Linked DNA regions of Mus musculus: all the other regions are linked to region 1. A link is a loop called in an ENCODE intact Hi-C map of the cell type or tissue named here. Cell type or tissue: left cerebral cortex. All regions are shown on one strand.

The links. Peaks named below come from ENCODE experiments on the same cell type or tissue, not always from the same donor. Only the 100,000 strongest peaks of a DNase experiment are listed, where the experiment ranks them.
Region 2: a loop joins it to region 1, with 3 times the contacts of the local background. A loop is called at or near these places in 3 of 42 quality-filtered maps.
Region 3: a loop joins it to region 1, with 4 times the contacts of the local background. A loop is called at or near these places in 6 of 42 quality-filtered maps.
Region 4: a loop joins it to region 1, with 2.3 times the contacts of the local background. A loop is called at or near these places in 7 of 42 quality-filtered maps.
Region 5: a loop joins it to region 1, with 4 times the contacts of the local background. A loop is called at or near these places in 5 of 42 quality-filtered maps.
Region 6: a loop joins it to region 1, with 9 times the contacts of the local background. A loop is called at or near these places in 8 of 42 quality-filtered maps.
Region 7: a loop joins it to region 1, with 3.0 times the contacts of the local background. A loop is called at or near these places in 3 of 42 quality-filtered maps.

Annotation. Positions count from the first base shown.
Region 1 is chr15:35,369,904-35,373,903 of GRCm38, forward strand. Vps13b (vacuolar protein sorting 13B) reads left to right here and starts at 1,215. Exons shown (of 62, transcript NM_177151.4): 1 at 1,215-1,874; 2 at 2,030-2,204. The coding sequence starts at 2,058. LOC115488525 (a long non-coding RNA gene) reads right to left here. Exons shown (of 2, transcript XR_003951638.1): 1 at 2,792-4,000; 2 at 325-2,257. In left cerebral cortex, a CTCF peak has its summit at 1,678; a DNase peak (open chromatin) is centred at 1,509; H3K4me3 peaks cover 3,027 bases; H3K27ac peaks cover 1,116 bases.
Region 2 is chr15:35,933,086-35,937,085 of GRCm38, forward strand. It overlaps Cox6c (cytochrome c oxidase subunit 6C), which reads right to left. Exons shown (of 4, transcript NM_053071.2): 3 at 2,200-2,328. The coding sequence ends at 2,215. Among named protein-coding and RNA genes, the nearest start is that of Cox6c, 3.2 kb to the right of the region's middle. In left cerebral cortex, CTCF peaks have their summits at 1,574 and 1,774; no DNase peak of the experiment used is centred here; H3K4me3 peaks cover 436 bases.
Region 3 is chr15:34,534,263-34,538,262 of GRCm38, forward strand. No RefSeq gene overlaps it. Among named protein-coding and RNA genes, the nearest start is that of Gm22208, 4.5 kb to the left of the region's middle. In left cerebral cortex, a CTCF peak has its summit at 1,785 (motif pointing right); DNase peaks (open chromatin) are centred at 1,778, 2,081 and 3,449.
Region 4 is chr15:35,913,279-35,917,278 of GRCm38, forward strand. Vps13b (vacuolar protein sorting 13B) reads left to right here. Exons shown (of 62, transcript NM_177151.4): 57 at 1,496-1,672; 58 at 3,769-3,939. Among named protein-coding and RNA genes, the nearest start is that of Cox6c, 23 kb to the right of the region's middle. In left cerebral cortex, a CTCF peak has its summit at 2,094 (motif pointing left); a DNase peak (open chromatin) is centred at 2,061.
Region 5 is chr15:36,137,899-36,141,898 of GRCm38, forward strand. It overlaps Rgs22 (regulator of G-protein signalling 22), which reads right to left and starts at 2,502. Exons shown (of 28, transcript NM_001195748.1): 1 at 2,430-2,502; 2 at 1,981-2,009. The coding sequence starts at 2,454. In left cerebral cortex, no CTCF peak of the experiment used is centred here; DNase peaks (open chromatin) are centred at 2,139, 2,467 and 3,868; H3K4me3 peaks cover 837 bases; H3K27ac peaks cover 1,366 bases.
Region 6 is chr15:35,292,636-35,296,635 of GRCm38, forward strand. It overlaps Osr2 (odd-skipped related 2), which reads left to right and starts at 3,463. Exons shown (of 4, transcript NM_001368665.1): 1 at 3,463-3,832. Gm52178 (a long non-coding RNA gene) reads right to left here and starts at 3,399. Exons shown (of 3, transcript XR_003951500.1): 1 at 2,173-3,399. In left cerebral cortex, a CTCF peak has its summit at 422 (motif pointing right); DNase peaks (open chromatin) are centred at 442, 1,232, 2,023, 3,350 and 1 more place; H3K4me3 peaks cover 674 bases.
Region 7 is chr15:35,542,868-35,546,867 of GRCm38, forward strand. All of the region lies in intron 19 of Vps13b (vacuolar protein sorting 13B), which reads left to right. Among named protein-coding and RNA genes, the nearest start is that of Gm24771, 57 kb to the left of the region's middle. In left cerebral cortex, a CTCF peak has its summit at 2,207 (motif pointing left); a DNase peak (open chromatin) is centred at 2,192.

The DNA.
Region 1 (4,000 bases):
AGCTACAGTGTACTTACATATAATAAATAAATAAATCTTAAAAAAGATGTGAGAACAGAGGATCTTTGGAGAAGCCTACTCATTTGACAAACAATAATAATACAAATGAATTAAACTTACTTTGATTATAGAACAACACTCATGGGTTGAAAATGATTAACTTTTAGTAAACAAACAAATTGTATCCAGATAATGTTTTTAGGCTAGGGATTTGGCACCTTTTTTCTGGATATAAAAGAAAAACTTCATGTTTAGCACTCTATATATTATTTTAAGCATCTGAGTAACATCCTGATAGTGTTTTATTAGATTGTCACACATGTATAGATTTATGGGAATTTTAATATTAAAACTTCTCAGCCATGGATTCAACCTAGTTGCTGTTCAAGTATTTTGGGTAACAAGAAAAATGTTTATTTTGCTAATTAGGCTTTCATAACATTCACATTACATGGTCATTTATTAAGGCTTTTGAGGAAGCAGCTGCTGTGAATTAGCAATTGCTTGCTGTTTTTTCTGCCTGCGAAATCTAATTCATTATTTTCACTATTAAAATGAACTTTGGCAGTCTCACGAATACCATTTTCTATAGCAATCTCCAATTCTCTCAAGAAATAGTATTTTTTTTTAATTTCAAAAGTTTTATGAGTGGGCATTGAATAACCTATAAAGGAAAACTATTTTCAAGACACTATGTTTTCTTCAAAAGTTACCTAAAATTAAGAGAGGCTGGTTTAAAAAAAAAAAAAAGGCAGCATATCCCATGCTATTTCTATCCACTCAGTCTATTATCTTCTAAGGTAGATGTTTGAGTTATTGCTGTTAGCCCACAAGTTACCACTACTAACATCTATACATCTATTTCATCGTAACATAATCCACACTGTCCTTACCACTTATTTCACTTTTGGCTCAGGACTCTTATTTTCACATTCTCTCAGCTTTTTGGGGACCTCCATATTAGACGGTAGGCCAGTCCTCTCCATTCCATGCACCCTATGCACACTAACTAGGGGCTATTTCACCTCTGCTTTGAGAACGAGATTATGTACAGTATGGTTTAAGCTCACTCTTTTAAGCTGTTCACCCCTGATCTCAACTGTGTACCCACGTCCACTTTCCCGGCCTTGCAAAAAAACTTCAGCAGTAAATTTAAATCTTCCGCCTTTCTTAGCTCCTCCCACCTGTCTTTGACCTCCACCCTACCGAATCCCAGTTCCTCTTTCCAGTTCTTCCAGTAGCCACGGAAAACAACCGTTTCTCAATTTTCTGGGCTTGAAGAACGAAGGCTACTTCTCCCGCCTCCACGGCACCCTGCGTTCCTGCCGCCTCCGACTACTAAGCCTCTTGGGCAGTATTGGGTCACGTCCCGGCCATCGCCGTGTCCCTGCAGCGCCACTTCCGGATCGCCGGTGCTTCCACTTTACCGGTCCGCATCCCGCACCGAGCTCTTCGTAGAGTTAATTCCTAACCCAGAGCGGTGGCAGCGGGGATCCCGGCCTAGCCAAGCCGGAGTCGTCCCAGGCAGGCAGACGCGCGGGGTCCTTGTCCCCACCGCGGAAACCTGACGGACGGCGAAGCCCGCACACCCGGAAGTGGCGCGGAACGCGTGAGGCGTTTCCGCGGCGGACGCCAGGTACCCGGAGGAAGAGCGCACGCCGCCGCTCTGTGGCGTGTTTACCTTGGAGCGGGTGCGGCGGCGGCGGCAGCAGCGGGCCTGACGCCAGCTCGGTCCTATGGCCGGAGATCCGCCTGCGTTCCGGGAGTCGACCGCCTCTGGCTGGGCTGCGCTAGGGTAGGAGTGAAGCAGGACGTGCTGTCCTCCCACGCCCGGGGGCCGGCCGCCTCCAGCCTCTCTGCCTACTCCTCGTCAGGTGAGGCGCTCAGTTAGCGGGGAGCTCGCGCCCGGACCCGGAGGGCGGGCGGGCGATCCGGGAGAGCGGCCTTGCCAAGCTTCCTGAGAAGTGCATTTCCAGTTGCTGCCTGTCGATTCAGTTACTTACAAAATTTCCGTCTTTACCCTTTTCAGGATCTGACTTCGACGCTTAAATTTGAAGATGCTGGAGTCGTACGTAACTCCAATTTTAATGAGTTATGTGAATCGCTATATCAAGAACTTAAAACCTTCAGATCTCCAGCTTTCACTATGGGGTGGGGACGTGGTTCTCAGCAAACTCGAGTTAAAGTTGGACGTTCTGGAACAGGTAAGCAGTACAGCTGCCATCGGAACATCTTCGTCTTGATAGACATAGCCTGTCTAGTATGTTTTGAATGATAATAAATTTCCTGTTAGCGTGTTTTGCCTACTGTGTAGTTAGAGACTTCATTTTATAGAAAACAAACAAACAAACAAACAAACAAATACAAGGCTTTTTGCCTCGTAAGGGCTTATTCTGTTAGGATTCCCCAACATTTTTTCAGCCGATAGAAATTTCAGCTTGTTTACTCAGTTCTCAAGCACTGCCAAATATGCACACTCTTACAATGTCATATGAAACGGGGAAACATTACATGCTTGTTCTTCTTTTGGGTCAGTGGGCGAGTGTGAAAAACAGCAAGAGCACGCACATGTAAAGTTCTGTTCCTTTTACCAGGAGAAATGACATCACTCATGGATCCTCAGATTGACTAGACACAGGTTGAGAATGATGGTAAAACTGGAAACATCTTTACTAATCACTTTTTAAGGTTTTTTCTTTTTTTTTTTTTTTTTTTTTTTTGGTTTGGCATTGGAATGATCTGATGCAAATAACTCTGACTTCAAAGTTCACATACTCAATAATTCACTTACCACATTTATCAATGACATATGCCAAGTACTTCTCATATGCTTGAGCTATGTGTATACACATTATCTGCGGGAGCGCAAGAGCCAGAGAGCAGCTGCTTTGTAGGAGAGGCTTGAGCTGATGGGGGGGATGGTTATCAATACTTTTCATGGCGTACTCTTGTTATTGGATAATCCAGACAAAGCACTAAGAAAACCAGCTTTCCCCATTTTCTGCAAACGTTATTGGATGTCTTTGATATTTTCATTTTAGTTTTTAAAAATGAGAACAAATCCTAAGTATGATTGTTGAACTTTAAGTATGGAAATACCTGTGAATTCACCATCATGATGAAGGCAGGGGTGTCTCTAGCACCCTACAAGATGTACCTGTGTGCCCACCACACCAGACTCCCAAGACACTGCTGGTCTCATTTCTGCACTTTTGTGTTACTCAGATGAAGGACTGGACTTAGCACTGCCTGCATGCTGGCCAGGCCTTCTGCTGCTGAGCCGCATGCCATAGCAGTTAGATTTTCGTGAAGGAGGTGTTTGGGTTTTAACCTATTGAGCTTCAGGTAAATAGAAGTGATTTCTGCCTAGCAGCTACTGGTGCTTTCTTCTCCCTCCTCCTCCTCTTCCTTTTCCTCTTCTTCCTCCTCCTTTTCCTCTTCCTCCTCCTCCTCCTCCTCCTGCTGCTGCTGCTGTTTTGATGAACCCATAGTGCTGAGTCAGCAGCAGCTTGTTCTTTGTGTTGCTTTTGTATTCCATTTTGTAAGATGTCACAGTTTATCTGTTCTGTCAGTAGAACTTTCACTTCTTTATATTGCTGGCTATGAACATAATGTGTCTATGAACAATCTCTTGTGTGCATATTTATATACATAAGCATTAGTTTCCCTAAAGTATATCTAGGAGGTAGGCACATGTCTGATTTCAATATGTATTGTTAATAGTTTAACAGAGTGTATTAATTTACAGTCTTACTTATGGTTTTAAATATTTCCCAATTTTTCTCCTACTTGGTATGTTTGTTGCTTTAAATCTTTGGCTTTCTGATGGATGTGTAGTGATGTGCCATTGTATTTTATTTGAATATTTCTATATGTATTGGCTGGTTATGTGGATATCTTTTGTAAATTCTCTGGGTTTCTTGAGAATGTGAATATTTGCCTTTCCTAATTGTTGTGTGGGAATTTATTTTATGTTGCTTTTGGCTCTGAGTATTGAACC
Region 2 (4,000 bases), 560 kb after region 1:
ACAGTGCATTAAAACACCAGCATTGGGGGACCAGAACCAGGAGAATCTTAGGAGCTCACTGGCCAACCAACTAGTCAAGATGAAACAGCTTCTTGTTAGCAAAAGACTACCTCAATAGACTAATGCAAGAAGCAACAACAACAACAACAACAACAACAACAAAAAATCTGAGGGTCCTTCATTCAAAGGGGAAGGACAATTTTTAAAAAATATTTTTGGGACAACATATTATCTGTATACTAAAGAATGAAGCTGGATCTTGCCATTACACCATAAACAAAAATTATCTTAATACGGAGGACTTTTAGAGCAGTGGTGCTCAACCTTCCTAATGACGACCCTTCAATACAATTCCATCTACTGTAATGACTCCCAACCATAACACTACTTTCATTGCTTCTTCCTAACCATAATTTGGCTGCTGTTGTGAATTGTAAATACCTGGTATGTAGGTTCATCTGATATGAAACCCCTAAAAGGGTCATGACCCACAAGGTTGAAAAACACTGACTAAAGAGGTGCAGCTAAATTAAAGCATACACTTCATACAATCCCCAGCACCAGCAAAAAAGAAAGACTCAAAGACATAAAAAGCATTAAGACTCTTGAAAGAAAGTGTTTAAGATACTGGATTTGGCAGTGATTCTGGGATGGCCTGTTTGACAGAAATATAAGGGAACAACTCATCTAAAGTAAAATTTAAAAAATAGTCAGCAGAGTTGAATAAAAGAATCCCCAGGATGGAGAGCTGGCCAAGTGGCTAAAGCACAAAAATAACAATAAAATCCAGAGTTTGGATCCCCAAAATTTATATAAATGCCTGACAGACATGGTGGTTCATCTGCAATTGCAAGAGTAACCTGGTTAGCCAGCCTAGCCTCATGAGAGGGCTCTGGATTCAACTGAGATCCTGCCTCAATACTATAGAAAATACTAAAGGAAAGTACTCTTAATATTAACCTTGGACTTACGCACGCACACCCTACATACATATGAAAGGGGAAAATCCCCAGTATACCCAAAGAATATACAAAGTGGCCAATAAGTACATGCAACACTCGAAGCTACAAATCACTAGGAAGCGCAAATCAAAACCACCATAAAGTATCTCAACCCACTACCAAAAAACACACATACACTGGGAGTGAGTGTCGGGGAAAGCACCCTCACAGGGGCAGGGGGAAAAGGATGGGATAGGAGGTTTCCAGATGGGAGACCTGGAAAGGGGATAACATTTGAAATGTAAATAAATAAAATATCCACTAAAAGGGAAAAAACAAAGATAAAAAAATCTACACACACACACACACACATATATATACATGTATATACACATATATATGAGTACATGTATGTATGTATATAGAATAAGATGTAGTCGATTGTAGAATGCTTTCCAAGTATGCACAATACTCCAGGTTCAATTCCCAGAAACAACATACAATGGAGTATTTTCAGCCTTAAAAAAAGGAGGGAATTACTGACATGTAAAATGTACCCCCACCCAGCCCTTAAACAGGCTGAGCAGTTGACTGCTATCACCAGGAGATCATCGGGGGTGGAGCCTGCCACCCTATCCTTCTGCCACTCCCACTGCTACTACCGCCACCTAGCTGTTCCAGAGTACACACGTGGTCACCTACAGCTGGACTCTGAAGATGATTTGGCGGGAATGGGCCCCTCCCCCTTCCTTATAACCTCAGTTTCTGAATATTAAAATTGATCAGAATCTCTTGACTTAGCTCCATCAAGCCGCCTACATTCCCTCTTTTCTTCCAGATTTCAAGATGCTTTCCAGGCTCGAACCCGGACATGTGAGCCGCTGGCCGGCCTCAACAGTAAAACACTGTACTAACTGAAATAACTGACAAAGGGCCAGCAAGGCGACTAGATGGGTAAAAGCACTCACCGCCTTAATCTGCCAACCCAAGTTTGTTCCCTGGAACAAACCCATATAATGGGTGGAAAGAAAAGCAATTCCAAAGTTTTTCTGACATGTATCCCATGCATAGAAGGAGAAAAAGGGGAAGAAGAAAAGCAAATAATGTAGTTTAATTCATAAAAAGAACTACTTGTCAGTCTGGAAGAAAAGCATGGCGGCTCTTTCCTAGACAGTAGCAGTTTTATAAGAACTGTACAGTTAAGATAATTCACTAGTTAAACATTTCTTAGACACAACTAAAAAGTAACTGTAATTACCTTTGCATTCTGAAATCACTTGGCACTCTGAAAGATACCAGCCTTCCTCATCTCTTCGAAATCTTTCATGGAATCATAATTTCTGTAGAATTCTGCATACGCCTTCTTTCTTGGCTCAGCCACGCCAAACTAAAAGGTAGCATAGCCCGTTACAGAACTTTCTTTTCAGATTATTAGAAATGCATAAAAACAAAATAAACTAAGAAGATACTTGTACTCAGTCTTTACTGAGCCCTCTTATTTCCTAGACAAGGAGGGGGGACACCATGAAAGGAAGAGTCTTGTGGCAACTATACAGCAAAAAGCTCCCTACTACCCTAGAGACAGACAACCCTATTCTGGGGTAGGGTTGTAGTCCACATTTGTGTATGTGTTTGGTAGAAAGAGTGTTAAGTTGGGGCTGGAGAGATGGCTCAGTGGTTAAGAGCACTAACTCTTCTTCCAGAGGTCCTGAGTTCAATTCCCAGTAACCACATGGTGGCTCACAACCATCAGTAATGAGATCTGATGCCCTCTTCTGGTGTGTTTGAAGAGAACATAAGAAACCCTGCCGTCGTCGTCCCCCCCAAAAAGTTAAAGATAGTACAAAATAAACTAATAGCCTTCCTTCTAGCAAACCATAAATATTGCCAGTCGAAATGTTAACATGGTAACATATCCCGGCTCAACTTAAGCAGACTGTGAATTTTAAAGAAGTTTAAAGCAAATTTAAAAGATATAAGAAAATGCCAGAAAGTTATAGGGAATTTACACTTAAACAAGAACTGAGTCATTTTGCAAATTAGGGAATGGAATCCAAAATGATGGCTGATTACTTGAAAGGAAGGCCTTTATTAATAAAACTGCTAACACAAAGAAAAAGATCAGGAAGAGCTATGTTCATGTGGCTGTGTCTTACATACAGAATGGTCAGCACAGAGGGAAGGAATGGTATTTGAGAGACCAGGTGGAGTTAAAGCAATAGATCAAAGGTTAAGCAATAGCCACAGCTACGGCTGGCATTTGGTGATCCAAATCCACGTCTGGAATATAAAACACGGTTTAGCTCATCTTCCCAGGTTCACTCATCGTGCACAGAACACAGTACACCTGTGCGTACTAGTCCACAGGTGAGGGGCTACAGAAATGCACAGAATCCTGCTATCTAATGAAGCAACACAGAAGTAAATTTACTGTTCCTCCTCCTTTTCAAATCCCAATGTCATCCAATAAAAGAACCAAAGGGAGGTTCCTCAGTGCCACTCTCTAAAGTCTGTTGAAGCCCACACTATATATAATAGTTAAGTTAGCATCTACATGACAGGGCTAAATGATGTTCAGACAGCTAGAGTTTTATGAGGCTGGTTTTGGAAGAAACTTGGCCAACAGTGATCCACTTCAGAGTGTAAACAGGTCACCCAATGCATAAAAGGACCAAATAAAAAAAGGTTAACCCCAAGACACATTTTCAATCTTCTTGAGCTAGGTACACCCATCTTCTTTTCCCAACAGACACCAAACCTCCTAGACTTCCAACCCTGGGACTTGTACCAGGACACTGGGATAAGCAGTTAAAACTGCTAACACTTTCCCCTCAAGGCTTCTGTATTGGGTAGTATACCAACATTCCCTTGGTGCTCAGATCTCCAGACTTAGAGTAAATTATAACATCAGATTTCTTGGTTGTCAGCTTTACCTTGATACCTGGGAAGAGGGAACCTGTAATGACTGTGGCGCATTTTCATTTGAAGATAGGGTTTCTGTTACGTTGAAGCCTTTGGAAGGTAAATGAGGGAAATATCTTGAAGATAGAGTTTCTTTT
Region 3 (4,000 bases), 840 kb before region 1:
TGTACTTGCCTACGCTTGTGCGCTCTCGCGCGTAACTCCCCCCCCCCAAACACATACACACACACACACACACACACACACACACACACACACACACACACACTGTGTTAGTTGCAGATGTCAGAATAGCAAGTTAGTTACACAGTTCTGGGCAGGTCTCCCCAGAACTATAGGATGCTATAGGATGTTGTTTCATCTCTGGCTTGTCTGTATGAGAATCACCTGAGAGCCCAAGCCTGAGCCAAAGTATGAGCATCTGCTAGCTGCTCTCTGGGTCCTTATGATGTGTGACTCCACTGGGGCCGAGAGGCCTGCCTCTTTGGACCCTCTGACTTCAGAGACCTGTGAATGAGTAATGGAGTCTCAGATGTCTCATAACTCCTGTCTGCTTAGCCAGCTTCGTCTACACCAAGAAACTGTATCCCTCTATGACATCAGCTCTTCTGAGCTGTTGACATCTAGGTGGAAACTTAATGAGACATTGTGGTCCAGACTGGGAATTCTACCTGGGACAAACTCATTTTAAAAAACAAAACCAATGGACCAATCAAAGCAAAAACCAGCCTGGCTGGTACTTGTGTGATTCCGTGATTCCAGTATCCCAGAGTACTTTGGCTTTTTTTTTCTTTTTATTTCTTTTTTTTATTATTATTAGATATTTTCTTTATTTACATTTCAAACGTTATCCCCTCTCCTGGTTTCCCTTCCGAAAACCCCCTGTCCCCTCCCCCAACCCAAGTACTTTGTTTTGATATTTTCCTCTCCTGGTAAGAATGTCCCAAGCTCAGATGTTCTCAGTTTTGCTGGTAAAGCATGCTACCCACTCCTTGAGATGTCAATTTAACTGGACTTAGTGGTGCCTAAAAGGCCCCAAATTTAGAACCACTATTCTGACTCTTAAAAAGAGGTTCTACTGCAACCCCCTAGGGGTGTGCCTGTCAGTTAAGGGAAAGGGCAGGGCAGCCAGCCATAAACCGACACAGGTCATTGAAATCCCTGAAATCCAGCTGGGGTCAAGTGAGTGTCCAAACTCAATTCAAAGTATTTCCAACCTCTCCCAATCCATTTTGAAAAAGTATAAAGTTAACCGGATTCTGTCCTTGGGGACAACCCCAACGCCACCCCATCTCCCCATATGTGTGCATTCATTTAAGGACACACTCCTAGCTTCAGTCCAGCCTCATCATAGCCTGCTAGGCCTGCTCACGGTGTTCCGGACAAGCTGGACTTTGTGCTCTTTCCATAGGCGCTTGAGACCTTGATCCATTTGCCTTTGCAAAGACCTGCTCTGTTTTCACAGAATATCCTCATCCAACTCCGTCTCATCTGTATGGGCTTGACTTTAGTGGCCTTACCTGCCACTCACTTAAAATACGTTGCTTTTATAGACCATGGTAGTGCATGCCCACAACCCCAGCCCGTTGGAGGTTGAAGCCAGAGGATGAAGAGGTCAAGATAGGCCTGAGCTACTTAGTGAGATACTGTTTCAAAACACAAAATCAAAACTAAAGCCATTCTTCTACGTACATCTTCCTCCAGCCCATGACAATTTCATTTCCTGGTTACCTCGCAGTGTGTAATCATGTTTGCATTATGTACTTGTATAACTCTTACACATCAGCCTCAGGAAGGTGAGACCGTGTCTTTTATTAATGTTTCAGTATAGCTTCCTTCCTGGCTCTTAACTCATCACTTCTATCTAATATATTTTTGTTGAATTGAAATTTTAAGTGATCAGAGGTCCGGTAAAAGTTGTAATGAGCAAGTAAGCCACTAGGTGGTGCCAAGACCATGAGCATAGGCTGTGGTTAGAAAGATCCTATTAAAATACAATTCTGTTGTGCAAAATCCTTGTTACTAAGGGTATTTATGTGGTCTTAGATTAATCAGTACTCCATCTTTTAGAGGGTATACCCATTTGGGCAGAATCCTAATTGACGAAATTTTGTTATGTGGAGTGTGTGTGTGTGTGTGTGTGTGTGTGTGTAACTGTGGTGTGTGCATCCATGCATCAGATTGTAGAGGCCAGAGAAAGATGTTGTGTGCTTTCCTGTACCTCTCTCCACCATACTGCCTTGAGATAAGGTCTCTCTCTGAACCAGAAGCTCATTGTTTGGGTTAGCCTGGCTGACCAATCAGCTCTCAGGATCCAGCTACCTCTGTTTTCAAGTGCTGAGGTTATAGGTCTGCACAGCTATGCCCATGGGCTGTGGGGCTTTAAAGTCAGGTCCTTATGCTTCAGAGCAAGTGCTCTTATGAACTGGACCATCTCCCTAGTCTAGTTCTATGAAGTGTGTGTGTGTTTGTTTATATGTGTGTATTTTTATGTGTGTATGGGTGTGGTTGTATATGGGTGTTTGTGTGTGTTTGTGTATGTGTGAGTTTGTATATGTGTTTCTGTGTGTTTGTGCGTGCATGTGTGGCTCACGTGTTGATGTCAGAAGACAATTTCAGGAGTCACTTCTCTGTGAGATGTGGGGGTTGAGCTCAGGCTTTCAGGCTCACTGCACAGATGCTCTTACTGACTATCTTGCTAGCCCATGGGCTCTCTGAATCTTGAAGATGTCTAGAAAAGAAATAATGGAAACTGTCTTATATAAAGTGTAATGCCTGCTCACAGTATCCAGCCAGTCGAACAGAGCAGAAGGCTTCAGTGACAGTGCCCTCTCTTCCTTTCCACTCTTATTTTTATTGAAGTCACTTATTAACCTTTTGCTTTCTTTTCTCTAAGGCAAACAAACTAGCCTTATGTCTTTAGCTTTCCTTCAGCAGAGGAATCTTCATTGACCCCGTTCTTATAAGCCTGCGGTTGTCCTGGAGACTGTTCATTTTCTGGCCCCTAGCATCCAACTTCTATGGGAGATCAGAAGGAAGCCCCAAGGACAAGTTTTACCTGTTCTCAAGACATTACAACAGGAAAAGATGCCCAAAAGTAGGCCAGGAAAATATGAGATAGAGCCCTCCAGGTCAAGATGACAATGTTCTGTTGTTCTGTTGTATCTTTTGCAGAGCTATGTGAGTGTGCCTGAGTGTGTGTGTGTGGTATGTGCGTGTGTGTGACTTCTTGAGGTGGACTCTGGAACAAGCCCTAGCAGCTGGCATGTGCATTCTGATGTCAGTTTTGCCAGACGCAGAGCTGTAGCTGTCAGGGGTCCAGCAGATTTCCCGATCAAGGGACCTGTCTGTGCCATCTGTGACTACTTCCCACTGTATAGCCACAATGGTCATTAGGAAGGTAGCCCCAGGACCATCACTTGGTCAGAAAATGATAAGCTGGAGTTACCCTGCTGGCCTTGGACTAGCTGTGCGAGGCACTAGTTCTTGCCCAGCTTGCTTGCAGCTTCCACCCACCCCATTTTCTTCTCTTCTGGCTCAGTTGCTTCCCTGTGGGCTTTTTTCTGTTTCTCAGTGAGATGGGGGATGCTAGAGAACAGACTCCGATAGGCTTATGTTCCTGGGATCAGCAGCCTCAGCAATGGGGACTTAGAATCTCAGGTGCCATTCCCAGACCTAGAGGAAACCAAGCATCTGGACCAGATCCTTGAGTGTGATTCCCACAGGCAGGAATGTTCCAGGGCCGTTCACAGAGTCCCAGGTGTCCAAACACTGCTACCACACCACCCTGCTATCACCAGAGCTCCTGGGCACTTGCCAAAGGCACACATTTCTGAGCATCAGCCTCCAGAGAGCCCAGCTGCGCCAGGCCTGTGGGTGGCCAGCAGTTTGTGGTTTCATTAGCTCTGGGGGTGATTTTGTGGGGTGTCATCAGAATCACCAGGCTAGACCATCTTCTGAGTATTCTCTACTCCAGGGATTCTGATATTTTTGCCCTTGACACTCTTGGGATGTTAGAAACCAAGGCAAGATGTTTGTTTGTTTGTTTATTTGTTTGTTTTACATGCAGAGGCTGAGGTTCTAGACTACTGTGTGCCTTTTCTCCCCACATCCCTCAGTAGGCCTTGATTTCTAGGTGCTGGCTGTTGAAGAGTCTGGTCTTTCC
Region 4 (4,000 bases), 540 kb after region 1:
TCTAAGAAGAGGAATAACTTATTCCACAGGACCATTGATTGATTGATTGATTGATTGATTGATTGATTGATTGATTGAGATGGGCAGAGATCAAGTAAACTAACCTAGGTTGGAAACCCTACTCCTAAATTTTTCAGCCAGAGACTGTGAATGTCTTACTAACAAAATCTCACTTCAGTGTCCTCTGATTCCTGCCAGTAGAGATACTGTAGACACACATCAAGTGGGATTGTCATCTACCTCCTGTATCCATACAGCTCTGACCCCCAGCAGCTCAGTGGTCAGGCACACTTGCAGGGTGATGGTGGCACTGTTGGCCTTGTGCTTGGGGGATTCCATGAGCAGTGCCTTGGCCCCACGTGGCTCTTCATTTGTCAGTCCTAATGACTGACAGCCATGTTGTCACCCTAATGCTCCAGAAAAGGGCTCAACATTTATGCCAGTCCTATGCTCTCTACTTTAGGAAGCTCTCTGCTTTGATAGTGACCTGGGGACTTGGCCTCCCTCTTCGGTTGGTGACTTAACTGAGGATCTCTGTCACAGAGACTTGCTATTGAGAGAGGGAACAGTTCCCATCCTTTGCCTTACCTCACAGCCTTCCCAATAAAAAGGCCACAGTACTGAGTTTGGCATAAAGATTCCTAAAGGAAGTTGCTTTTTCAGATCTCTCCTCTCCCTGCCCCTGGTCTTTGCCTGCCCCTGGAGTCCTCTGGGCTTACAAGCCCTCAGTCCCCACCCCAGGCGGAAGGGAAAAGGCAGAAGGCTGTGAGCAAGCCACTGGAGCAGGCCAGCTCCTGGCAAGTCTGAATTTAAATAGGAAAGCAGACCCAAAGCCACGCTCCTGGGACATGGGTGGGGGAGCACTTCCCTCTCGCTAACCTAATCAGTGTGTCCCTGTCACCGATGTTTACACAGCCCAATAGGGTTGAAGGAGAGACATTTGTTTGGCTCTAGCTCCACTCTAAGAGAAGTACTCAGCTTGATAGGATTGTGAAAGATTAAAAAGAACCCTCCATCCTTGTCAAAGCTTGCATCCCTTTTGCAATACCCTATTTTAGCATCTGGCTTCTCACCACCAGGCAGCTGCTGCTGCTGCTGCTGCTGCTGCTGCTGCTGCTGCTGCCGCCGCCGCCCTGACAGATAGGGAGAAACATCTCAGTCTGTGAGCACCTGCAGCCCAGAGTGCCTGACTGAGCTGGAGGTGTTCTCTGCACATGGCTCCCTTTACAGGAGTACAGGAGGCTTGGGCACAGAAGTCATATTAAAGCCATTTGCAAGGCTGCCAGAGGAACACTGTGATTTATAAAGTATGAAAGTTCACCATTTATGAATTCACAGATATGATTTCCCATATTTTGCTCCAAAGAAGCTTATGGGTGTCATACACCCTTCGTTCTAGTGTGGAAAGGGAATTTTAGAGAAAGCAGGCCACTTTTCATGAGTGTTGAAAGTGCTGAACTCAAGGTCTCAATAACCCCTTCCCTTTGTGTTGCAGGCTGGGTGGTGGGGTCTCTGGAAATCCTCGGCAGCCCCGCCAGCTTAGTGAGAAGCATTGGGAATGGGATCTCGGACTTCTTCAGGCTTCCATATGAGGGATTGACCCGAGGCCCAGGAGCCTTCGTGAGCGGAGTCTCCAGAGGGACCACATCATTCGTCAAGCACATTTCCAAAGGTAGCGGGTGCCGGTCCTTGCAGGGCCTTGTCTTGTGTTTCAAGCGTTCATGCTGTTCAGTTTGCTCACCCAGCCTGCAGCTTCTGTTGTGTTAACTTGCTGTGAAATGCTGGGATGATAGCAAAGCTCATGTTTTAAACAAATCACTGCTTGCCTGTAGTGTTTAAAAATGTTTCAGAAACGTTCTCATTGAGAAAACACAAACTGGCTCCACTGTTATTCTATACAATAAATATAGAAATACTGACAGTGTTTGTGACCTCTGCTAAGCAGCAGGGCTCCCACACCAGTTGCCTCATCATGTTTCTAAAATGCAGATACAGTTGTCATAGCTGTCTAAGGACATGGACTCATTGTAGTGGGGAAGCTGACTGCTAAGCCAGCTTTACTCCCACTCCCTACATCCACAGTGCCATCTTGTGGTCCAGACAGGTCATCAGGCATGGAGGCTAAACTGCTTCCCACCAGGAGAATGTTTTCATTTCATCCAGTGTTTGCTCGATATTTTGGTCAGGTTGGCAGTGACCAGGGAACTAACAAGGGCCATCTGAGTCCCCTTTTCTTCTCAGCGGGAGGCAGAGAAAACAGGGCAAAGGCCTTCTTGCCCATAAAAGGCATTTTACTGTAGACAATACCATAACTCTGTTATGAGTGGGCAGGTTACTGAAGACTCTAGAAGACCTCAAAAGAAGACTTAGGCTTGAAATATGAGACTCCATGATCCATAGTGAGGGTGGGGGCTCCTGGTGGGGGGTTGGCAAGAGAGCAGCCAGAGTAATAAAAACAAATTCCATGGACAATGAAAGGGAGCCTCCCCCAGCCCCAGATCCCGGGAGGCCTGGGAGCGGACTAGAAACTCACAGATGTGTGCCTGGTGGGCTTCTCAGTCCTGCCATGGGTCCTCTGAGGTTCTGGTGTTTGTGTTTTACAATAGGACAGCAAACACCTGTTAAACTGTAGCTCAGCTTATTTAGCATCCTGACTGCTTCTTACATTTGTTCTCCCATCTTAGCAAAATCGGGGGGGGGGGGGGTTGTCTGTGTGTGTGTGTGTCTGTGTGTGTGTCTGTCTGTGTTGTGTGTTCATATGTCTCTGTGTTTATATGTCTGTGTGTGTCTGTGTTCATACATCTGTGTGTGTCTGTGATTCATGTCTGTATGTGTGTCTATGTGTTCAAGTCTGTGTGTTCATCTGTCTGAGTGTGTCTGGGTATCTTATGTGTTCAGACCACAGGTAAAAATGATAGCTTCAGAAGTGGGACCTGCCATTTCTTCTCTATTGGTGTCTTCTGGTTTTGCTGCTGAGATCCATATGTACTTGCTGGAGCAGTTGGGACTGTTGGAGCATGGGAAGTTGTCTTTTTTTAGGAAAACCAAACAGAATCATTGCCTGGGTTCCTTTGTTGACTTTTCTATCAGTCAATGTCCAGATTACCAAAACTTCATAAATCTTCTATAGCAAATAGGGTTTTTCCCTCAGAATACCAAGTGATAGAGTTTACTTTCTCCCTTTATTAAGACTGAAGTCATGACCAGGTGCGGTCACGCTTGCTGAGGAAGATCACAAGTTCAAAGCTGATGTAAGCCTGTATAAGAGAGCAGAGGAGGGCCGGGCGTGGTGACACACGCCTTTAATCTCAGTACTTGGGAGGCAGAGGCAGGCGGATTTCTGAGTTCAAGGCCAGCCTGGTCTACAAAGTGAGTTCCAGGACAGCCAGGACTATACAGAGAAACCCTGTCTTGAAAAAACAAACAAAAAAGAGACCAGAGGAAGAAAAGGGAACAGTGAATTCACAAGTTGTAAAGTGGAAACATTTCTTGACAATCTACCTGGGACTAAGGAGTATAACCTTAAACATAACCTGTAAAATGAGCTCAGAAACATAGGTAGGCTAGGCATGTAGTCAGCGGTCGGACTTTAATCTCTTAAAACTGGATCCATAGAGGACTTCAAAAATCTTTCCCCCAAGTCTTGAGAAATTATTGGCAAGGTGCAAAGGTCTTAGCCACTCAGTGCTGCTGGCATGTCTTCTCATCCCACCTCACAAACCCTGGCTGCCACCTGAAGGGAACCAGCCCATGCTCTTGTGCCCGCAGGTGCCTTGACATCCATCACCAACTTGGCCACCAGCCTGGCCCGGAATATGGGCCGGCTCTCGCTGGACGAGGAGCACTACAACCGGCAGGAGGAGTGGCGGCGGCAGCTCCCTGAGAGCCTAGGTGAAGGACTGCGACAGGGCCTGTCCAGACTGGGCATCAGCCTGCTCGGTAAGAGACTCGATACTCCTGTCTGCATTCAGCTTTGGAAGCTCCAGGGATGGCCACGTGG
Region 5 (4,000 bases), 770 kb after region 1:
ATACGACAGCCATGGGAGACTCCAGGACAGCCGCTGCACACAGTTTGCATCTGATGCTTTAGACAGAGAAGAGTGTCAACTGAGAGAAGGAATATCGAATTGGTATCACTTAAGACTATAGCCAAACTCTGTGCCTGGCGATGAAGCCAGAAATAGAACCGCAGGTCCAAGGTCCATGATATGGAGACAGACATGGCTAGGGAGGGAGGGAGGGAGGAAGGAAGGCAGCATGGACAACTGAACAGGAGTGTGCCACTCACCAAAACACAAGAAAACAGTGGAAAGGCAGAATCGGGGGCTGGAGAGCACAGGTGAGGATTCTGAAGAGGTGACACAGGGACACCTGATAGCTCACCAGATTATGTAGAAGCATCAAATGTGTTGTCTGGACACAGACATGGTACAGGAATCTGCAATCCACACAGCATTGAAGCATCTAGATACAAAGTCTGAAGTGATGCGGGGTTGCACACATAGCAAGTTGCGGGCCGCACAGGTTACGTCCTAGCAACACCGAGAGCAGATGTGGGGATGGCATATGGACTTGGGATTCTCAAGAGATGGGGAAGGGTAGAGCTACAGGGGCGAAGGAAGAGCTCACCCACAAACTTCTGGAGAGCAGAGTCCCAAAGATCAATACCTCACAGGAGTGGGGAGAGAAGCTGGGAAGGGAAAAGAAGACTGGGATCAAGGCCTGGAACTCAGCGGGTGCCCAGGGAAGGAGGACAAGTTGAGCACAATCACTCAAATGCTAAGTACTCATAAGACGCCCAGGCTGGATGGCACAGAAGAGGAGGAGCTGGCTCAGATGCCCTCCTGCGTGAAGCACTGAGGCTGAGTGATGGAATAACTTAATTTCCCGTTAAACGGGGTTCGGCCAATATATGGAAGCATTTCTGATGTGCTGTGTGTACCTGTATGTTAGTGTACATAGAAGTTTCTCTTTTCTCCCCCACCCCTCCTCCTCCTGCTCCCACCTCCTACTACTCCTACTATCTGCTGACTTAGCCTTCTCTCTTATGTTAGCCCCAGCTAGACTGTTAACGTTTTTGAGACTTAGACCCAGTATTTAGGACAATACTTTGAATACACAGTCACTCATGTTTGTTGAATGAAAAGCCAAAAGTAAATAGGATAATCAGTCAACAAGAGAAGTGGGTGCTAGAGTATTCACATTAGTAAATACTGGACGCGCTTTGAGCTCCAGCCTCAACGGTGGTAGGAAAAAGGGTTGCCTCTGTGTCTGTCTGTGCCCTGGGGCAAGCTCCTCGTGTAAGCAATATGCTTTCTAGAAGAGTCTCTAAAGACAGCACTCTCCCAAATGATAAATAGATTTGGCAAATATTTAGTATGCTCAATTTCTCCAAAATTCTGACCTGAGAACAATGTCTAGAAAACAATTTAAACACTTACAAATAGATGACTGGTTTCTGTTGCTGTTTTTGTGTTTGTCTGTTTTGGTTGTTTGGTTGATTAGTTTTGGGTTTTTTGGCTTTGTTATTTTATTATTTATTGATTGACTGGGTGGTGTTGTTGTTGTTGAGACAGGGTTTTTCTGTATAGCCCTGGCGGTCCTGGAACTTGCTCTGTAGACCAGGCTGGCCTCAAACTCAGAGAAATCCTCCTGCCTCTGCTGGAGTTTAAAGACCTGAGTGCTACCATGGGGGTGGAGGTGAGGGAGGGCTGGTATTTTTTAAGACAGGATCTCACATAGCCTTGAATTTGCTATGTCACAAAGGATGACCCCGACTCCCAGCCCTTCTTTCCCATCTCTAATGCTGGGGTGAGCAACTTTACCTACTAATGTTTACTGCAACCAGGAGCTGCCCTGCACATCACAACAAAGCCATGGAGACAGCCGGCCTGCCCCCATAGGGACAGCAAGGGTACGGAGAAACTACATGAGGTCTTTTACAGAAGAAAGCTTTAGCCCGAAGAGAATGTAAAAAAAAAGACCCGTTCTCGCCACTGTGTACTCACAAACTCTTCTTCTGTAACTTCTGGCGGCTCTGGAAGGAGACAAAACGTTACCTTTTCGTACTCAGATCTTCCTTTTAGACTAACTGAAATCATCTGCGACAGCCCCTGGCGCTACTGTATATACATATATCCCGGGTGAGCTCAGTAAAATGTTCATTATCCGCACATGGATTACATTTTAAGGTAGGATTCCAGGTGAAGGTGGGGAGGAAAGACCTTTGGACTTTGGCTTGGGACCCACTGTCACCCCAGAGCTAACCTAAGGCCCCCATTTGCAAAAGGAGAGCTTAGCGTGGTTAGCGCACAAGGTAATAGCGACTGCCCTGGGGGTTCGTATAAAAGGCAGGGAGCTGGGGCTGGGGACCCGGGCTTGGGCTGGAGGCTTGGGGCTGGGGTCGAGCGCGGTCCGGGTGCCCGAGCACTGCGGCAGGGCGCCGGGGCCCACCTACCCGCCGAGAGCCGCTTCTCCGGCATCCTGTCGGGGGAACCCAGCTGCCCGGCCCCGCTGTCTGGGGAGCGACTGCCGCCCCACGGCACGCGGCCTGGGGCTGCCCGCTGTTGCCATAGAGCTGGACAAAGCAGAGGCGCCTGGGCCAGGGGTGGCGGCTGGGGAGCGGCCGTTACTGTGGAGATCGCACGGCTCCTGGTGGGGAAGGGCTGTTGCGGGGGCGGGGGGAGCAGATCCTCCCACAGCGAAGGACCGCAGAGCCAGGCCTCAGTTTCCTTAGGTCAGACGCCTGTAGCAAAAGGTTTTTCATAAACGCTGACCACTAGGAATTACCCGAACTGGGGACCACAGATTACAGTTACCCTAAAATGTGTGTTCAGGAAAGGAGTTAGGAAAACAGAGCCCTGTGTACTGTGGCACACACCTGCAATCCTAACAGTTAACAAAAGAAGGCAGGAGAATAGAGTTACAGCTTGTTCTCAGTTACTAAGAGTTTAAAGCCAGCCTGAGCTACAGTAAAGCAAAACCACAAACAAACAAACAAAAAAGAATTTATTTAAATAGAAAAGATAAAAATTTAAACACAATTATTCTAAATACTAAAAATATTTATGTCCCAAAAATAATTTATGTCCCCCCCCCCAAATTTGTGTTTTAGTTGAGATAGGTTCTCATGTAGCCCAGGCTGGCCCTGAACTTCTGATCCTCCTGCCTCCACGTTGCTTGTACAGGTTTTGCAGGTCTTTGCCCCAACCCTGGCCAGAAAATGAAGCTCAAAGTCCCTGTCTGGGAATGGGTATGACTTGGGTGTGGAGTGATAGGGTGGGGTATAGCTCCTGTTAGACATTTGCATTGGAAATACTGCTTCCTAATTGTTTTATAAAACTTATCCCATTCTGTAGTTCTGAATTTCCTCAGTGGTACCAAATAAACCCCAAAGCTAACTGCTTGCCCCTTCCCAGCAGTACTTCCAATGCAAATGTCTAACAGGAGCTATACCCCACCCTATCACTCCACACCCAAATCATACCCATTCCCAGACAGGATCTTTGAGCTTCATCTTCTGACCGGGGTTGGGGCAAAGACCTGCAAAATCTGTACTAGGAAGGTGGAGGCAGGGGGATCAGAAGTTTAAGGCCAGCCTGGGCTACTTGAGAACCTATCTCAACTAAAACACAGATTTTGGGGGGGGACATAAATTATTTTTGGAACATAAATCTTATGACCGTTAAATGATACATCTTCCGAGTAACTCAAAGTTTCCCCCTAGAACTTTCCCTCCAAACCCCACATTCAGGTAAATACTGGATTCAGCCAGTTCTACCTTAACATATTTCTGCATTTGGGCTCTGCTCTCATTTTCCCAAGAGCACCCACACACAGCCTTAGCGCTAGCTCCCATCTGGTCTGCTGTAAAAGCTTCCTAACTTGTCAGTCTTCCAGGCTTAGCTCCCAGCTAGGAGTTCTCTTTAAATCCATTATCCATGCTGAAAGCAAAACCAGCTATCTAAATGCAAATCTGACCTACTTAAAACCCGCCAGTGGCTCCACATTTGACTCCTCAGTGTGGGG
Region 6 (4,000 bases), 77 kb before region 1:
GGTCATGGTCACATAGCTTTCCCTGAGATTCCATATTTGGTCTCCCCAAGCTGCTCCCAAGTGACCAGGTGTCCCTGTTGCTCATTGCCAGAGGTATGTATGTATTGTGCAGACTCCGGTGGGAAGAAGCTAAGTGGGGGGCATAGGGACAAGGAGGGTGCTCCTGGGTCCAATATACACCCCTCATCTCTCTCTAGTGGGTAGGGTCCAGCAAAGGGCATCTGGGGCTGATTTGGGATAGCCAGGGCAAGGAGTCATGGCTGAAGGATCGGTCTAGCAGCCTGCTGCACACAGCACACACAACTTTTCCTCTCCTGCAACAGGCTCGGGTTCAAGCCAAGGGAACCAGGCAGTGAGATCACTGGAGGCCACACTCACATCCTGGAACCCATGCCACGAAGTGTTCGCCCTGTGCCTCCAGGGGGCGCTGCGGTCCTTCTAGCGGACTGCAGAGCTATAGCCTGCCGGCGCTTTCCCATCGTGTCCCTTTGGACAGCCCGAGACCTAGCCACGATTTTTTAAAAGATGGAATTCTTAATCCTGGTCCCTCCACCCTCAGCTCCGTGTCTAAGACTCGCAAGCCTCTCCGCTCGCCTGGCCCCTTCACCGCTCAGTGACTGGAGTGCATGCACTTTTAAGTCGAGCTATGGTCAAGTCATCCAGGCTGCAGAAAAACACAGCAAAAGGTCGCTGTTCCGCAGAAGCTGAAGAAAAGCAGGGAAGGCGACTCATAGAGGGGTCCTAGGGAAGAAGATACAGTTTCCATAACTTGGTTTTAAAGCGTCCAATTTATTTAGGCTGTCTGCAGCACGCAGTCAACTTCAGGGTGTCTGTGTCTGACACCTGCTGGCTCCACCCGCAGACTCCTGGGTGGGCTGGGGACTGCGCTGTGCGCGCGTGTACACACACACACACACACACACACACACACACACACACACACACACCAGCTCCTCTGCTAGGCCTTTTCCCCTTCCTCCCATACCACAAACGTTGGGGCAGCAACCGTTCAGCCCGCTCCAGGTCAGCGTGTCCCTGTTGTCGAAAGCCCAGAGCCGTGAGGACTGAAGCTGACCCGATCCACGGATAAATGAGTAAATTGGCAGCTGAAACCCGACAGGGAGCTGGGACAGCTCCGCGGAGACTCGGACCTGGGGGTGCAGCTGGCCTGCGGCAGACTCGGCTTCTGCACGCCAGGACACCACGGCTCGTTTGGTGGCCGGGTGGGCCAGTTTTCTGCAACGAGGCTTATTGCAGGTCTGTCTACCTGGTGAGCCGGCTCTCTCAAAGCGTGCGGACTTGCCGCCCTCCCACCCCCGAGGTCTGAGCGCGGAGAAGTTCCGGTGCGGGTCCCAGGTGGCCGCCCAGCGGCCTAGAGAAGCTGCGGTTCCGAGCGCGCTCTACTGCACCTGCCCATGCCCGCTGCAGGGCTCAGGCCGCCGGGCCCCGCAGAACCGCGCTGCTACCTGCAAAGATTCTCGGAATCTATCCAACCTTTTTTTCCAGCTGCGGCGGAGCTCGGGCTGGGTTGGGCTAGAGTTCTTCCCAGGCTGAGAAGCGCGAGGTAAACGTGTTTACAGCAACAGGCTGGCTCAGGGAGCTTTCGGAAAGGGGGGTTAGAAATTCCACGGTTTTGAAAAGCGAGAGATTCAGTACTCAATACACACGGGCCCAAAGGTGCGAAGCCTGCTGATGCAGAAGTTGCCTCCACTTTAGTGCAAGGGAACTAGAAAGCACTGGCTCAAAGCTCAGGTCACCAACGGTGCGTGTATGTCCTGGGGGGGTCTGAATGTAAAGAAAGTTCCCTCCAGTTCTCTAAATTGAGAAAGGCTGTTCGAAGGAATGAGGTGGTTGGAAAGAGGGAACCGCAGGCATCCTGGGAGCTGAGGCTCAAGACCAAGCGCTAAAATGAAAGCACCCTATGGAACTCACTCGAGAAACGGTTTTTTAAACCCCCAACTCTTCCTAGGCGTTCTCCTGCGTCCATCAAATTTATTCTGAAGTAGTTAAGCACTACAGGATACTGAACACTCCAGTCTCTGTCCCAGGCTCACTTCCTAATCCTTGCGAACCTACAATTGGTGAAGATGGCCTGCTAGTCCTGAATTACGTTTTACCAAAGAAACGAAAATTAATATTCACCTTGACAAAAATAAAACAAAAGGCTTTTACCTTAATGGGATCGTTTCCGTAGTGTCTGCCTGCCTTCCTGCTTGGTCTTTGACGATTCGGCTCGGCTCGTAGCTTTCTGCTTACACCTATCCATCTCCTCACATAGTTGAGGTTATTGTAATTGTCCTTTGAGGGGGCGACCGAAAAGCATCTTTTGGTGAAACACGTTTGAATTGTACAGTTCCTTTAAAAGATCTATGGTTCTGCAAGCACCAGCTAAAGTGTCCTCAAGTGGTTTGGGACGAGGGACAGTTTGCTTAGTTCTGTTCCGGCGGCGCGTTGCGTCTGAAAAGAAGTTGCTTCAAGTGGATCTTATCGTTCCCTGACATCCTTTTCCAGAGGGACTGTAATACCCTCTCATTTACACGCTCACAAAACTAAACCTTTAGGAGAACTAAGAAACCTAACAGTACATGTCAAATTCAATCAATTTTCCTGGCGGCTGAACAATGAACTCAATTTTTGCTGAGAATGAAGATAATGCACGTTTTGAGGCACTGGAATAGTTTTTTCCTAAAATTTAAAAAAGATTGTTCTTCACCCATTCCAGATGGGCAGGTTATTGTTTGCCAATGGATTGCAGATGCCCACTCCTTTGCCTAAGTTGGTTAACTGCTTATGAAATGTACATTAGCTGATTAAAGCTTAGATATTGAAAGAAATTTCTCCCGGAACATCCAGATGTCTCTGCACTAATTATGAAATTAGTCAATTGTCACCTTCATAAACAAACTTCGTTTTGAAAACAGGGAGGAAACCAGACTACACACATAGTCACAATTGACCAAAAGTATGGGCAGAACTGTTTTACATAGGAGGAAGGGCGGTATATGCTGGAAAACAAAATCTAAAACTGATAGCTTTGGCCCTTTGAAGCAGATGATCATATTAAAAGTGTTAAGATGTGTAAAATGACGCGACAGCTAACCGAGTAAAAGTACGAAATGCCCTTTGGACTTCTCTGCGGGCTTGGGGGAGCAAAGATCCAGTAGTCGGACTTCTATCGGTGTGAGGAAAGTGTCATCCAAAAAGAGGGGATGGGCGTTGTCTTTGTGTGAGGTTTGAATTGAGTCACCTTGGGCTCTGTGTCTGGGTTAACTGGGAAAACCTCAAGCAAACCTGCGCCTTTAAGACTCAGTTGCTATCCAAACACAAGTAAACAGAGTGGACCATTAGCGGGCGCCGGGCTTGGAGGCGGAGCCTGGGCGCTGCAGCCTTGCTCCTCTGCAGGACGCCCGCCGCGAGGGGAGGCGGGGCCGCTACTAAAGCCTTGGACTCCGGGCCAGGGGCAGCCTGGGGCGGGACGCGGGCTGGGACGGAGCTCAGCGCGCTCGCAGCCGGAGGGTGATGGCCCTGCAGGGCTGCGGGCTCCGACTTTACCCGCAGTCCGCGGTCAGAAACTGGCCCAGGCACCGGGATCTGGGCGAGCTCTGAGCACTCATCCCAACACGCTCGCTCTTTACACATCCCGCTTCCACGGACTGCCGAAGACCAATTACCGCTGTCGCTTTCGCTCCCCCAGATCATGTTCTCGGTTCCCGGGACAACGCGCCGAAAAAGAAGTTCTCCCAGTTTGGACCTCATGACCTTTCCAAGCTGTGCGTCCTGCTGTCCGGACCTAGTCTGAACCGCGCTGCCCAGGCAGACATCGGTTCTGGCGGTGAGTGTCCTTTCCAGGGCCAGGCTGTAGCCTTCCAAAGGAAGGGAGGGATGTGGGTGCTCAAGGGGCGCCCAGGTTCTCAGTCTGGAGCGCTACAAGTTCAGAAAATGAAAGGCAGCCGTGCGGACCCTAGTCCCGGGCCTCGTGTTCTGGCCTCCTCCGGTCCCT
Region 7 (4,000 bases), 170 kb after region 1:
GTGTGTTTAAGATCCAGTAACACTGACCCTGCGAATATGTCCAGAATTTGAAATTGGTTTAGTAACTTTCTGACAAAATATTCAGGGTTGGGGCTGGTGAGATGGCTCAGTGACTAAGAACACCCGACTGCTCTTCCAAAGGTCCGCAGTTCAAATCCCAGCAACCACATGGTGGCTCGCAACCATCTGTAACAAGATCTGACGCCCTCTTCTGGAGTGTGTGAAGACAGCTACAGTGTACTTACATATAATAAATAAATAAATCTTTTAAAAAATATATTCAGGGTTAAAATTCCTGCTAATCTTTGCCTTTCGCTCTTTTCCTAGACGTTCTAGTATCCATCTCAAAGGCAGCTGTTTTATATGTAATTATGATATGATTGGGAGTTCTATATTAAGAGGCCATTGTTAGTATATAAGATGGAAAAATACATTCTTGCCATTTGAGTGTAACCTTACATTTCATAGGTTTTTGTCATTTTATCCCTAAGTTGTCCACTGTGTGAGACATGTGGTCTGGGTCATAGGGAATAATTTAGAATAATGGTAAACTAATGATTCTTGCATAGATATGGATAGAAGAATGCTTAAGTTTCTATGTAGCTCTTTATTATTGAGGGAACTGGCAAGACAGTACAAGAAGGTCAATAGGGAATTTTTTAAATCCACAAACATTTATAGATGAGTAATAACAAAATAAATTGGGAAATTATAATTTTTGGCTAAGTACACTTTACCTGAAGGAGTTGTAAATATTTGCATACCTATAATGGAGAATGCTTTATATTGCTATCATTTACTTACAGTGTAGTCTGTGTGTGTGTGTGTGTGTGTGTGTGTGTTTCTGTGTGTGCAGACATGCACTTATGTGTGTGTTTGAACTGAACTCAAAGGAGATGAAAAGTACAGAGGCCCAAAGAATCAGACTTGGATAACTTGGAAGATATTCTAAGTATTGCAGAGTACCATGCTGCAATACATTATGTTCCCCTTATCTCCCTACTGGAGTCCAGACAGCTAGGCTAATTTTACCCTGGATAGTTTAAATATAGGCAAAAGTTAGAAGTAGTTTAGTGAAGGGAAGGTTCAGTACATGAAGGATAAGTTAAAGGGAAGTGATATTATCGGCAGAGGCAGTGATAAAGTGAGATGTTCCTCATGTCTGAGAGAGCTGACCATTGTAGTTAAATTGGATATAGACCTTTTTTTTGTGGTGGTGGTGGTAGTGTTTTAAATTAAGTATTTGAGCCCGCCTTTAAGTAAATAAATAATTTATTTTAAATAATTAGAATGTTCTTTTGGGAAGCAAGTACTTACATACCTATTGTGTGCACAGTCATTTAGTTTTACTCATAAGGAAGTAGCTAATCTATGTACACCTGAAAGCATGGTTTCCTTTCACAGATGTTTGCCTGTTGATCATCACAGTTTTATTTTTGTAATTATTTCACTTTTATACTTATTATGAAAATTCAAAAGGAAATTCTTAACCTACTAGAAGTCTTTTTTGAATATAAAGCGTGAAGAATTCTAAGTAGGTTACATTTTTATTTTTCATTTGTGAAGTAGAAATCTAAAACCTCATGGGAATAGTTAAAAAATGAATATAGTAATTTTACGAACTTTATTATGGATAAATTGTGAAGTAACACAAATATATGTATTTCATAGACAGCAGTCCCAGAGAAAAACAAATAGAAAAATAAGTTACTTGTAACATATATAAACATAAGCTATAGATAGCAAAATGGATCTTAGGATAACAGATCATTTTGCTTGCAAGTTGTCCCCCACCTTCTCTTTTTGAGACATGTTCTCTCTTCACAGTCCTGTGATGGCCTCAGAACTCATTATGTGGGCCAGGTTGGCTTCAGTTTTACAGACACTCCTCTGAAGTGCTGGGAGCATAGGCATGCACCACCATACCCAGCTCATATGCTTGATAAATGATAAATAGAGCTGAGAAAGTTACATGATTATAATCATGTAATTATATAGATATAATCTCTATAATCCTACCTCTAAAAAAATCCTAAGAGAGTGATCTGAGGTGCATGTAAAGAACTGTAGTCAGGTTTGTAGAGATGGCCTAGTAGGAAAGAACATTTGCTGCTTTAGCAGAGGATCTGATATGGTTTTGATTATTTACATCAGATAGTTCACAAAGGCTTGTACCTTCAGCTCCTGGGGATACAGCACCCCCTTCTGGCCTCCATTGGTTCCTGCACATATGTCTGTGTACACCCCCACCCCCAAAGTTTTACTTAAAGAATAAGAATATTCATGGCAGCTTTTTATGACAATCACAAGTAGTTTTGCTATCCAATTATAAATTGTGAAATCATTCAGAATGAATCCGTAGATGTGCCTTGGTAAAATTTTGGGGCCTGTAAAAATATTTGATGTCATTGGAAAGATTCATATAGAAAGCATATTTTAAAAAGCATTTAACACTGATAATGACTAGAAGTATAGTTTAGTGGCAGAACACTTCCCTAGGTCCTCCATTCACTTCAGAGGACTGCCAAAATAACAGATAAAGTAAAATAAAATAATATGAAACTACTTTATTATTTTCTTGTTGCTGTGACAGAATTCCTGACAAAAATGACTTAAGGAAGTAAGACTTAATTATGATTCAATGTTGAGCTTTTTATGTGACACCCAAACGTATATCTCCTGTGTGATTGAAAGGCAGACTCATCTTCAAAGTGGGAGGCACAGTTGTATAGACCAAAGTCCCAGACGGAATAAGAAGGGAAAAGAAGCTAATGGAGCCCAGCATTGACCTTTGTGCTCCTTGACTGCATGTGACCTGTTTCCTCAAGCATAGTCGCCTCCCCAGCATGCCATGAAGCAGAAAGCAAACATGTAGTTGCTGCCTTTCCCAGGCAGCTCATTGCTCAGCATGGCGAACTGGAGATCCTCTCATGTATACTGTGCTGTGGAACCAGAATCTTCTTTCTATAGGTTAAGCGTATAAATGCTCTTTTGACTTAAAATGCTTTAATTTTAATGGGGTTGTTGGGATATAATATCATAAATAGTGCATCTGTACACTAAACTAATAGACTAGACTGTGTTGCCAGTATAGAACATCTTTAATGAACAAGGTGAGAAAACTTTAAAGTTGATAATGCGTCTTTCCTTTCTTTTTTTAAAGAGTAGGTCAAAATAGTTGCAGAATATGATAATAAAAAGATAGTTTTGTACAGGAATTTGAAATTAGAAGCATTTCCAAGTCAACAAGGGTTTGTGATGGCTGTTCTTTCGGCTGTACCTTTCTTTCTCACTAACCTTTCTTTTGGCTGAAACATAGTTCATGATTATTAGCAATGTTTCGAAGGAGGACATTTCCTTGAAATAAGTGGGTAAGGGCTGAGAGGAAGAGAGGAGTCAAGAATTTAAAGAGGGATTATTACTGCATCTGAGCATGAGACTTTCTGAAATAGTTCTACAGTTGTAGAAGGCAGGCCACACTGATCAATTTTTGTAGAAAGATAAGAAGTAGTGGGCTAACAATCATTTAACAGGCGATAAACAGCTATTCTGTGTGTGAAGGTTTCATCTACATATATGTTTGTGTAGCACATGTATGCAGTTCCTTTGAAAGCCAGAGAAGGGTGTCTTATCCCTGGAACTCCAGTTACAGATAGGTGTTGGCCACCATGTGGATGCTGGGAACTGAATTAGGATCCTCACCAAGAGCCGCAATTTTCTTAATGCTGAGCCAGGTCTCCAGCTCCTTTTGGCTTCTTATCAACTTATAGTTCATCAAGGGAGATATCGGGTATGTAGATACGTTCAAGACAGTTATCAGACAGAGATAATTCAAATGAAATTCTTGTGACATGGGAAAGGATCCCTGTAATAATTTAAGACTAAGTGAGATTTTCATTGTGAACTGTATGAGAAAAAGCAGGTCCTTTTGGGGGCTACTGTGTTCCACTGTTTGCAAAGTTTAGGCATGGGTTGAGAATAGTGTTATACATTAATGTCT